Regions from separate parts of the Homo sapiens genome. Here region 1 is linked to region 2. A link is a contact called in ENCODE Hi-C or POLR2A ChIA-PET data. All regions are on one chromosome and are shown on one strand. The core of a region is the stretch at or near the end of the contact, and the rest is flanking DNA. Distances in the headings are between cores, read along the strand shown.

Region 1 (4,487 bases), core at 1,297-3,796, 210 kb after region 2:
CACATCCTTGTGGCCGAGGTTTGGAGCTGGAGCTGCCTCTAAATATAGCAAGCGAGGCCCCGAGTCGGGGTTGGAAGGTGGGTATGTGGGGTCCCTGTCTCCAGTCTGAGCTGAGGGTATCCAGGCACTATTTCTCTTCCATCCACTTCAAGCTCTGTTTTTCTCCTTTTTTCTTTTCTTTTCTTTTTTTTAGAGATAGAGTCCTGCTCTGTTGCCCAGGTTGTAGTGCAGTGATGGGATCATAGCTCACTGCAGCCTTGAACTCCTGGGCTCAAGGGATCCTCCTGCCTTAGCCTCTCAAGTAGCTGGGACTGGCCAGGTGCGGTGGCTCACACCTGTAATCCCAGCACTTTGTGAGGCTGAGGTGGGGAGATCATCTGAGGTCGGGAGTTCAAGACCAGCCTGAGCAACAAGGTGAAACCCCGTCTCTACTAAAAATACAAAAGTTAGCTGGGCATAGTGGCGGGCGCCTGTAATCCCAGCTACTCAGGAGGCTGAGGCAGGAGAATCGCTTGAACCCGGGAGGGGGAGGTTGCAGTGAGCCAAATTGTGCCAGCGCACTCCAGCCTGGGTGACAGAGTGAGACTCCATCTCAAAAAACAAAAAGTAGCTGGGGCTACAGTCATGCCCACTATATCCAGCTAATTTTTTTTTCTTTGTGTGTGTGTGTGTGTCTGTGTGTGTGTGTGAGATAGGGTCTCACTTTGTTGCCCAGGCTGGGGTGCAGTAGCGCAATCACGGCTCATTGTAGCCTCAACCTCCTGGGCTCAAGGGATTCTCTCACCTCAGCCTTCTGAGTAGCTAGGACTACAGGTATACTCACTACACCCAGCTAATTTTTTGATTTTGTAGAGATGAGGTCTCACTGTGTTGCCCAGGGAGATCTCGAATTCCTGGACTCAAGTGATCCTCCTACATCAGCTCCCTAAATTGCTGGATTACAGGTGTGTGCCTGCTTTATGTGTTTTTCTTTCTTTCTTTCTTTCTTTTTTTTTTTTTTTTTTTTTTTAGACAGAGTTTCGCTCTTGTTGCCCTGGCTGGAGTGCAATGGCGCGATCTTGGTTCACTGCAACCTCCACCTCCTGGGTTCAAGCGATTCTCCTGCCTCAGCCTCCTGAGCAGCTGGGACTATAGGCACGCATTACCACGCCCAGCTAATTTTTGTATTTTTAGTAGAGACGGGGTTTCACCATATTGGCCAGGCTGGTCTCGAGCTCTTGACCTCGTGATCCACCCACCTCGGCCTCCCAAAGTGCTGGGATTGCATACGTGAGCCACCGCGCCCGGCCCTGTGTTTTTCTTTTTAACCAAGATTTATTGAGCTGCTGTAGCTGGCCCTATGCTAAACATCTACATATGAAAACTACATTTAATCTCAGCCACCATGTGAGGGAGGTGCTCCTTTGCCCCCTTCATACCCGGGCTGTGGAGCCAAGTGGACTTGGTTTTGAATCCAGCAGCAGAGTAACCCTTTGGACAGCTGACATCACCTTTCTGAGCCTCAGTTTCCTCGTTTGTAAAAGAAGAATAATGGTATTAGTAACTCGTGGGATTCTCTTTTTTTTTTTTTTTTTTGAGACAGACCATGCTCTGTCACCAAGACTGGAGTGTAGTGGCACTATCTTGGCTCACTGCAACCTCTGCCTCCCGGGTTCAAGCGATTCTCCTGCCTCAGCCTCCCAATTAGCTGGGATTACAGGTGCCCACCACCACACCCCAGCTAATTTTTTTTTTTTTTTTGAGATGGAGTCTCACTCTGTTGCCCACACCGGAGTATAGTGGCATGATTTCGGTTCACTGCAACCTCCATGTCCAGGTTCAAGCGATTCTCATGGCTCAGCCTCCCAATTTTCTGGGATTACAGGTGTGTGCCACCACACTCAGCTAATTTTTTTGTATTTTAAGTAGAGGCAGGGTGTCACCATGTTGGCCCGGCTGATCTTGAACTCCTAACCTCAAGTTATCTGCCTGCTTCGGCCTCCCAAAGTGCTGGGATTACAGGCATGAGCCACCACACCTGGCCCACCCCTGACTAATTTTTGTATTTTTAGTAGAGACAGGGTTTCACCATGTTGGCCAGGCTGGTCTTGAACTCCTGGCCTCAAGTGATCCACCCTCCTCAGCTTCCCAGTGTGCTGGGATTACAGGCATGAGCCACTGCCCCTGTCAGCCTCTATTTTATAGGTGTGGAAGCTGTGGCACAGAGAGGTTGAGATCCTTATCCAAGGTCAACAGCTTTGTAAGTGGAGGAGCCAGTTTGCAGCCAGCTGTGTGGTTTGTTCTGTGGTCCTGACTGCATAGAGGGGGAGAGACACTACCTCGGGGGTGGCTGGGGCACAGGCGAGGCACCAAGTAGGGAGCAGAATGGGACTGCAGACCTGTATACAGGCCCCCCATACACACCCCAGCGGCCAGCTCAGGGCCTGAGCCACCTAAAGGCTCCAGACGTTTCCAGTGAGTGGATCAGTAGCAGTGGACCTGGGGCAGCTCAGCAACAGCCGCTGCTGCTTGTCCTGTCTTGGGTTTCAGGTTCCGGGGTGGCAGGCCAGAGCAGGAAGAGGAAGTGCTGGGGGTGGGGAGGTGGCAGGAGACACTGGCTGCTGGAGGGGGCTCCCCTCTTCCAGGTGTGGGCAGGCCTGGGGGCAGAGACAAGGGAGCTGCAGGATGTGGCCCTCCATCTGCCGTGCCCTGGTGACCTACCCCACGTCTTGTGTCCAGCACCCACATGTGCTGAGATACCCTCACCCGCATGGACTCAGAATTCTCAGGGCTGGCTTTCGGCCACCAAAGATCTTAAACACGGTAGAAATCCTGATGGCATTGCCCCAAATTTATATGAGCTTGAAATGTTTTGTAAACGCCTGGACTGAGAAGTACATACTGCCATCCACTGTGGGCATTCTTAGACAAAAGCCTGTGAATCCTGTTGAAATTGTCAGAAAAGTCCTGTGAATAAATGATACTTGGCTGTTTTAAGGAGAGTGTCCACCATCTTCAGATTCTCAGAGATGTCCGACCCCAAGTCAGATCCAGATTGTGACCTTCATCTCGCTGCAGCCCCTTTTTTTATGGGTGTTGAGGAGGGTCTTGGCCAAGGTTACCGGTAAACAGGCAGTTAAGGAGCTGGAACATGGGTTTGCCAGTTTGGCCTGGCGTTCTTTATGCCTGAGTGTGCCCCTCTGGAGGATGTTGTAAAGAGACTGTGGGGTGGGGATGAGGTTCCTAAACTGAGTAATAATGAAGCTCACTTTTATTGAGGGTTTGTTGTGTGCCGGACACTACCTGTTTTACATGGATTGACTCTCTTAATCCTCAGAAGAAGCCTTCGAGGCTTGTCCCATTATTCCCATTTTACAGATGTGAAAACAGAGGCACAGAAAGTTGAAAGCTTGCCAGAGTCATACAGCCCAATCAAGGGCAGGGGAGTCAGGGTTCAAGCCAGGCAGACTGTAAAAGGAGAGCGGTGGGGAAGGAAGGAGTCCACACCCCTACCTAGGGCAGGAGGGGTGAGGACAGGAATTCCCTGCCTGCTGGGGGCCAGGCTAGTGTGCGGCTAATGGAGAAACTTCAACATTAGGCTTGCCGCTCTGAGCCTGCCACATATATAGCAAACACCTTATAAAGAGTCACTGTCCTTGATGGAATGACTGCCATAGGTATCCGCCATCTCCCTACCCCTGTCCCTCCAGCCCTCATGGGTTGACCATGGTTGTGTGCCCACTGCCCGCTGCTCCTGGCCCAGATCTGATAAGCTGGCTCCTTTGCATGGGGGTGACTTGCAAGGCCCAGGTGAGGAGCAGCGGGTGTCTGGCCCGGAGCATGCCCCTGGTGACCTCGGGTCCACAGGTCTCCAGGAACTGGGGGCAGCTGGTGTGTCAGCCCTGGGGCTGGGGAGGAGACAGCCCCAGGGTGTACTGGCCACCCAGCCTGCACCAGGGCTGGGCCCGTCGCTTCTGGGAAGCCTGCTCTGTATGTCAGGTCGTGCGCTGTGTTCTCAGAAGGGCCTGAGTGTGCCCTGGGAGGGCAGCCACCACCCCTCTGCATGTCCCCAGAGCAGGGCATGAAGGAGAAGCCTCTGCTTGGGTGTGAGGATGTGGGGCCAGCAGGCATGATGGCTGGCGATTGCTTTTTTTAATGCTTTTATTTTAACCATAGTAAAATACGCATAACAAAATTTACCATTTTGACCACTGATGGTGGTGGTTGGTACTAATTTTAATTTTATTATTATTATTATTATTATTATTATTATTATTATTATTATTATTGAGTTAGAGTCTCACTCTATTGCCCAGGCTGGAGTGCAGTGGCACGATCTCAGCTCACTGCAACCTCCGCCACCCGGGTTCAAGTGATTCTCCTGCCTCAGCCTCCCAAGTAGCTGGGATTACAGGCACGTGCCACCACGCCCAGCTAATTTTTGTATTTTCAGTAGAGATGGGGTTTCACCATGTTGGCCAGGCTGGTCTCCAACTCCTGACCTCAGG
Region 2 (4,138 bases), core at 561-3,060:
TCAAGTCCTGAAACAGGCTCCCCTCACCAGGACAGTCACCCCCAAACTTGACCCCCAACATTTCAATGCACAGAAGGGACTGGAAAGTTATGTTCAAAGGCTGAAGCTATTTTAAAACATTATTTTGACTACTAAGTGGGGACAGAAAGATCCATCCTGAGTTGTGGAAACATTGGTCCATGCCGTGAGCCTGTCTGCCTGTGGACACGTGAGCTTCCCGGGCTCAGCTGGGCTTTATCACACATCCCGTGAACACTCATTGAAGTCAGCCTGTTTGCGCCATGTGGGCATCAGCCACTGCTGTCTTGGGAGGACACTTATCCTGTTCTCTTATTTCCCCTTCATCCTATTTTTAACTTAAACTGCTCAGATGTTTGAAACTTCTGTCCTCTTTGGATGAGATCAGTGTCCACAAGTGGCCGACATGGAACATGCTGAGCAGTGGCTCCTCTGAATGTTCACTTTATTAGTCATGTATATTTTAAATGCTAACATTTGATGAATGTAAGTTTCCACATTGTTGCTGTTTCTGCATTTAAACATAATTGGGAACAACTGACATTCTCTAGTCGACTGCCAGGGCCTTAGACTCCACATGTCCATTTTTGTTCAGGTATAGCTTTTTATAGCAAGGGCTGCATCTAGCTTCTTTTATTAGAAGTGTGTGTGCTAAATTCCTTATTAATGTGTAATCAGTTTACATTGTTTTGTATAGTGAAGGTGTATTTTCAGTGCTACCCGCTAGCTGATTTTAACTTTAGGAATAAAATTAGTTTTAAAAGCTTTTGTTTACATTGTCTTGGTCAGTTCCTAAATCAAGTGACCTGGCCTAGCACCCCTCTTCAGAAGAGATGGTGGGAGCACCTTCAAAGATGTCACATGGGGGCCGGGTGCGGTGGCTCACGCCTGTAATCCTAGGACCTTGTGAGGTTGAGGCTGGAGGAATGCTTGAGCTCACAAGTTCAAGACTAGCTTGGACAACATGGCGAAACCCTGTCTTTGGAAAAAATTAGCCAGGCGTGGTAGTCCCAGCTACTCAGGAGGCTGAGGTAGGAGGATGGCTTGAGCCTTGGGTGTGGAGGTTACAGTGAGCCAAGATCACACCACTGAAATCCAACTTGGGTAACAGAGCCAGACCTTGTCTCAAAAAAAAAAAAAAAGAAAAAAAAGAAAAAAACAATGCCACATGAGCAACAGTGCTTACATTTCCTGCTTGCTTATCAGTAAGGTTAACTGCTGATGTGCTGTTTCTTGTGTCCAGGTATTGCGCTAGGTGCTGTAGTTGCCTCTGCAGTCCTCAAAGCAACTTTCTGAAATAAACATTGCTTTGCTTCTCTAACCTCTGAGAAGTTAGACTTGTCTAAAACCTCATGGTTAAAAAGTGGCTATGCAGAATTTGAACCTAGCTCTGATGCCAGAGTTGCTCTTAACCCTTCCAGTACCACATAAGAAATGAGAAACTTGGGCCAGGTGTGGTGGCTCATGCCTGTAATCCTAGCACTTTGGGAGGCTGAGGCGGGTGGATCATGAGGTCAAGAGTTCGAGACCAGCCTGGTCAACATGGTGAAACTGTCTCAACTAAAAATACGAAAATTAGCTGGGCATGGTGGCGGGTCCCTGTAATCCCAACTACTCAGGAGGCTGAGGCAGGAGAATCGCCTGAAACTGGAAGGCGGAGGTTGCAGTGAGCCAAGATCGTGCCATTGCACTCCAGGCTGGGCGACGAGCGAAACTCCGTCTCAAAAAAAAAAAAAAAAAAAGAGGAACTTGAGCTATTATGCAAAAATGTTGTGAAATCTCTTTTAGGTCCAACTTGACTTGACTCAGGATGGTTGAGTTGAGACCAACTGTCATTTCAGTGCAGCTGGGAGTGGCCACTTCTCAGAGTCTGTTATCTCCTGACTGTGCAGTGAGTAACACATATGGCCTTGGGTGCTCAGAATTTATTAGTCCATCAACAGAGCTGAAAATACCTGTGAACACCAGGAGGCAGATGCCCCTGTGCTTTGGGCAGAAAGTTTGTGTGGCTAATAGTAAAGAAAAAAATTTTCTGCTTTTGAAGATCAAAGCATGTAAATCAAGGCCTCCCACTTGTTTGTCTGCAACCACAATTGGTAGTAACTGGCTTGAGCAGGTCATGGTTTCCCTTTAGAAGCAGCATAAGTTGCCAGAGTTTTGTGGGCACTTGTGCTTTTTGTCTAAACTTTTTTTTTTTTTTTGAGACAGAGTCTCGCTCTGTTGCCCAGGCCGGAGTGCAGTGGCGTGATCTCAGCTCACTGCAAATTCCACCTCCTGGGTTCATGCCATTCTCCTGCCTCAGCCTCCCAAGTAGCTGGGACTACAGGCACCCGCCACCACGCCCGGCTAATTTTTCTGTATATTTAGTAGAGACGGGGTTTCACTGTGTTAGCCAGGATAGTCTCAATCTCCTGACCTCATGATCCACCCGCCTCTTCCTCCCAAAGTAATCTTTTGATGAGACTCTGGAAATCTTAACATTTCCTCCAAATTGGTAACTTGGTGGTGGCAAGTCTTTAAATCCAGGCCATAGAAGCTAAGCAGTAGGTGCTGGTTTTGTCTAAACTTAAATTCAAAAATTCAGATTTATACAGTCTTAGTTTAAAGCAGTTTAATGTTTACTCTTAGATTTGTGTATTAAGTTTTAGTGGCTTCTTTATAGAAAGAGTACAAAATGCTTGGTGGATTTTTTAGATAGTAGTTTGAAGTAACCCTGGTTTATTAGCCAGATAATAGAAATGTCAGACAACAGAAATGTTTAGTGTAACAGGCTTGATACTTGGAAATTGGCTTGTTTGGCAGAGGGCAAGCATTTCCCCCTGGAATTTGAATTTTTAAACTGGCATGCCTTTCTACCCCCTCCCCCCCCTTTTTTTTTTAAAGACAGAGTCTTGCTGTTGCCCACCCAGGCAGAGTACAGTGGCATGATCATAGCTCACTACAGTCTTAACTTCTGGGCTCAAGCAGCCCTCCCGCCTCAGCCTCCCCAGGAGCTGGCATATAATGCATACCACCATGCCTGGATAATTTTAAACAATTTTTTTTTTTTTTTTTTTTTTTTAGACAGAGTCTTGCTCTGTTGCCCAGGCTGAAGTTCAATGGTGCAATCTTGGCTTATCGCAACCTCCGCTTCCCAGGTTCAAGTGATTCTTCTGCCTTTTCCTCCTGAGTAGCTGGGATCACAGGTGCATACTACACTCCCAGCTAATTTTGTATTTTTAATAGAGACAGGGTTTTACCATGTTGGCCAGGCTGGTCTCAAACTCCTGACCTCGGGTGATTCGCCCGCCTCGGCCTCTCAAAGTGCTGGGGTTACAGGTATGAGCCACTGCACCCAGCCCCATGCTGCTTTAAGTAAATTTTTTAAATAGGTCATGTCATATGGATAAGTCTGCAGTGGAATACAGTGAAGTCTCTTTATCCCATCTTCACAATATGAAAGGATGTCATTTGAGGTGCCATGGTGTCTTCCTTTGTAAACATCAGATTCCCTAGAGGAAGGGACAGAGCCTCTTTTCTAGGTTACTAAGCTGTGATTTGACACAGCAAACATTCCCTTGGGTTTATGGTCCTTTCATTACTTCATCAGACATGGCGTGTAGGCTCAGAGTAGTTGCTTGTAGCATTTAGCCTCGGCTGGCCTCATCTTTGGCTCATTTTAAAAATAAAAGAGGCTGGGGACGGTGGCTCATCCCTGTAATCCCAGCACTTTAGGAGGCTGAGACCAGCAGATCACCTGAGGTCAGGAGTTCGAGACCAGCCTGGCCAACATGGTGGGTGAAACCCTATCTCTACTAAAAATACAAAAGTTAACTGGGCATGGTGGCAGGCACCTGTAGTCCCAACTACTGGGGAGGCTGAGGCAGGAGAATTGCTTGAACCTGGGAGGCAGAGGTTGCAGTGAGCTGAGATCATACCACTGCACTCCAGCCTGGACAAGAGCGAGACTCTGTCTCAAAATAAATAAAATAAAATAGGTCTGTACAGAGACCATGGATTTGTACTGAAGTACAATCTTACTGGATTGTTCAGTACTCTTGGGAGAGTTTATGGCCACTGTGTTATACAATGGCCTGTCCTGAAACTACAGATCTGCTGTGTCTCTGCTGTATTGCACATC

What was found. Hi-C counts contacts between places; a loop is a spot of excess contacts on that map. ChIA-PET counts read pairs that join two places held with the same protein, here RNA polymerase II (POLR2A). Pooled maps may share reads with other maps.
Region 1: a loop to region 2 is called in a pooled map, with 2.5 times the contacts of the local background. The contact joins two enhancer-like sites. A Hi-C loop is called at or near these places in 2 of 50 pooled maps. POLR2A ChIA-PET finds 5 or more read pairs at or near these places in 3 of 52 experiments (CD8-positive, alpha-beta memory T cell, WTC11 and naive thymus-derived CD8-positive, alpha-beta T cell).

What each region holds. Positions count from the first base shown.
Region 1 is chr12:121,635,130-121,639,616 of GRCh38, forward strand. It overlaps the pseudogene ORAI1. Among named protein-coding and RNA genes, the nearest start is that of MORN3, 32 kb to the right of the region's middle. RefSeq lists enhancers at 2,574-2,643, 2,704-2,793, 3,318-3,835, 3,836-4,353. Within about 2 kb of position 2,547, at least 16 of the 41 ENCODE cell types and tissues checked have a DNase peak (open chromatin) inside an H3K27ac peak, as active enhancers do.
Region 2 is chr12:121,423,566-121,427,703 of GRCh38, forward strand. RNF34 (ring finger protein 34) reads left to right here. Exons shown (of 6, transcript NM_025126.4): 6 at 1-783. The coding sequence ends at 11. It also overlaps a transcript of KDM2B not described here. Among named protein-coding and RNA genes, the nearest start is that of MIR7107, 19 kb to the right of the region's middle. RefSeq lists an enhancer at 1,945-2,024. Within about 2 kb of position 1,811, at least 8 of the 41 ENCODE cell types and tissues checked have a DNase peak (open chromatin) inside an H3K27ac peak, as active enhancers do.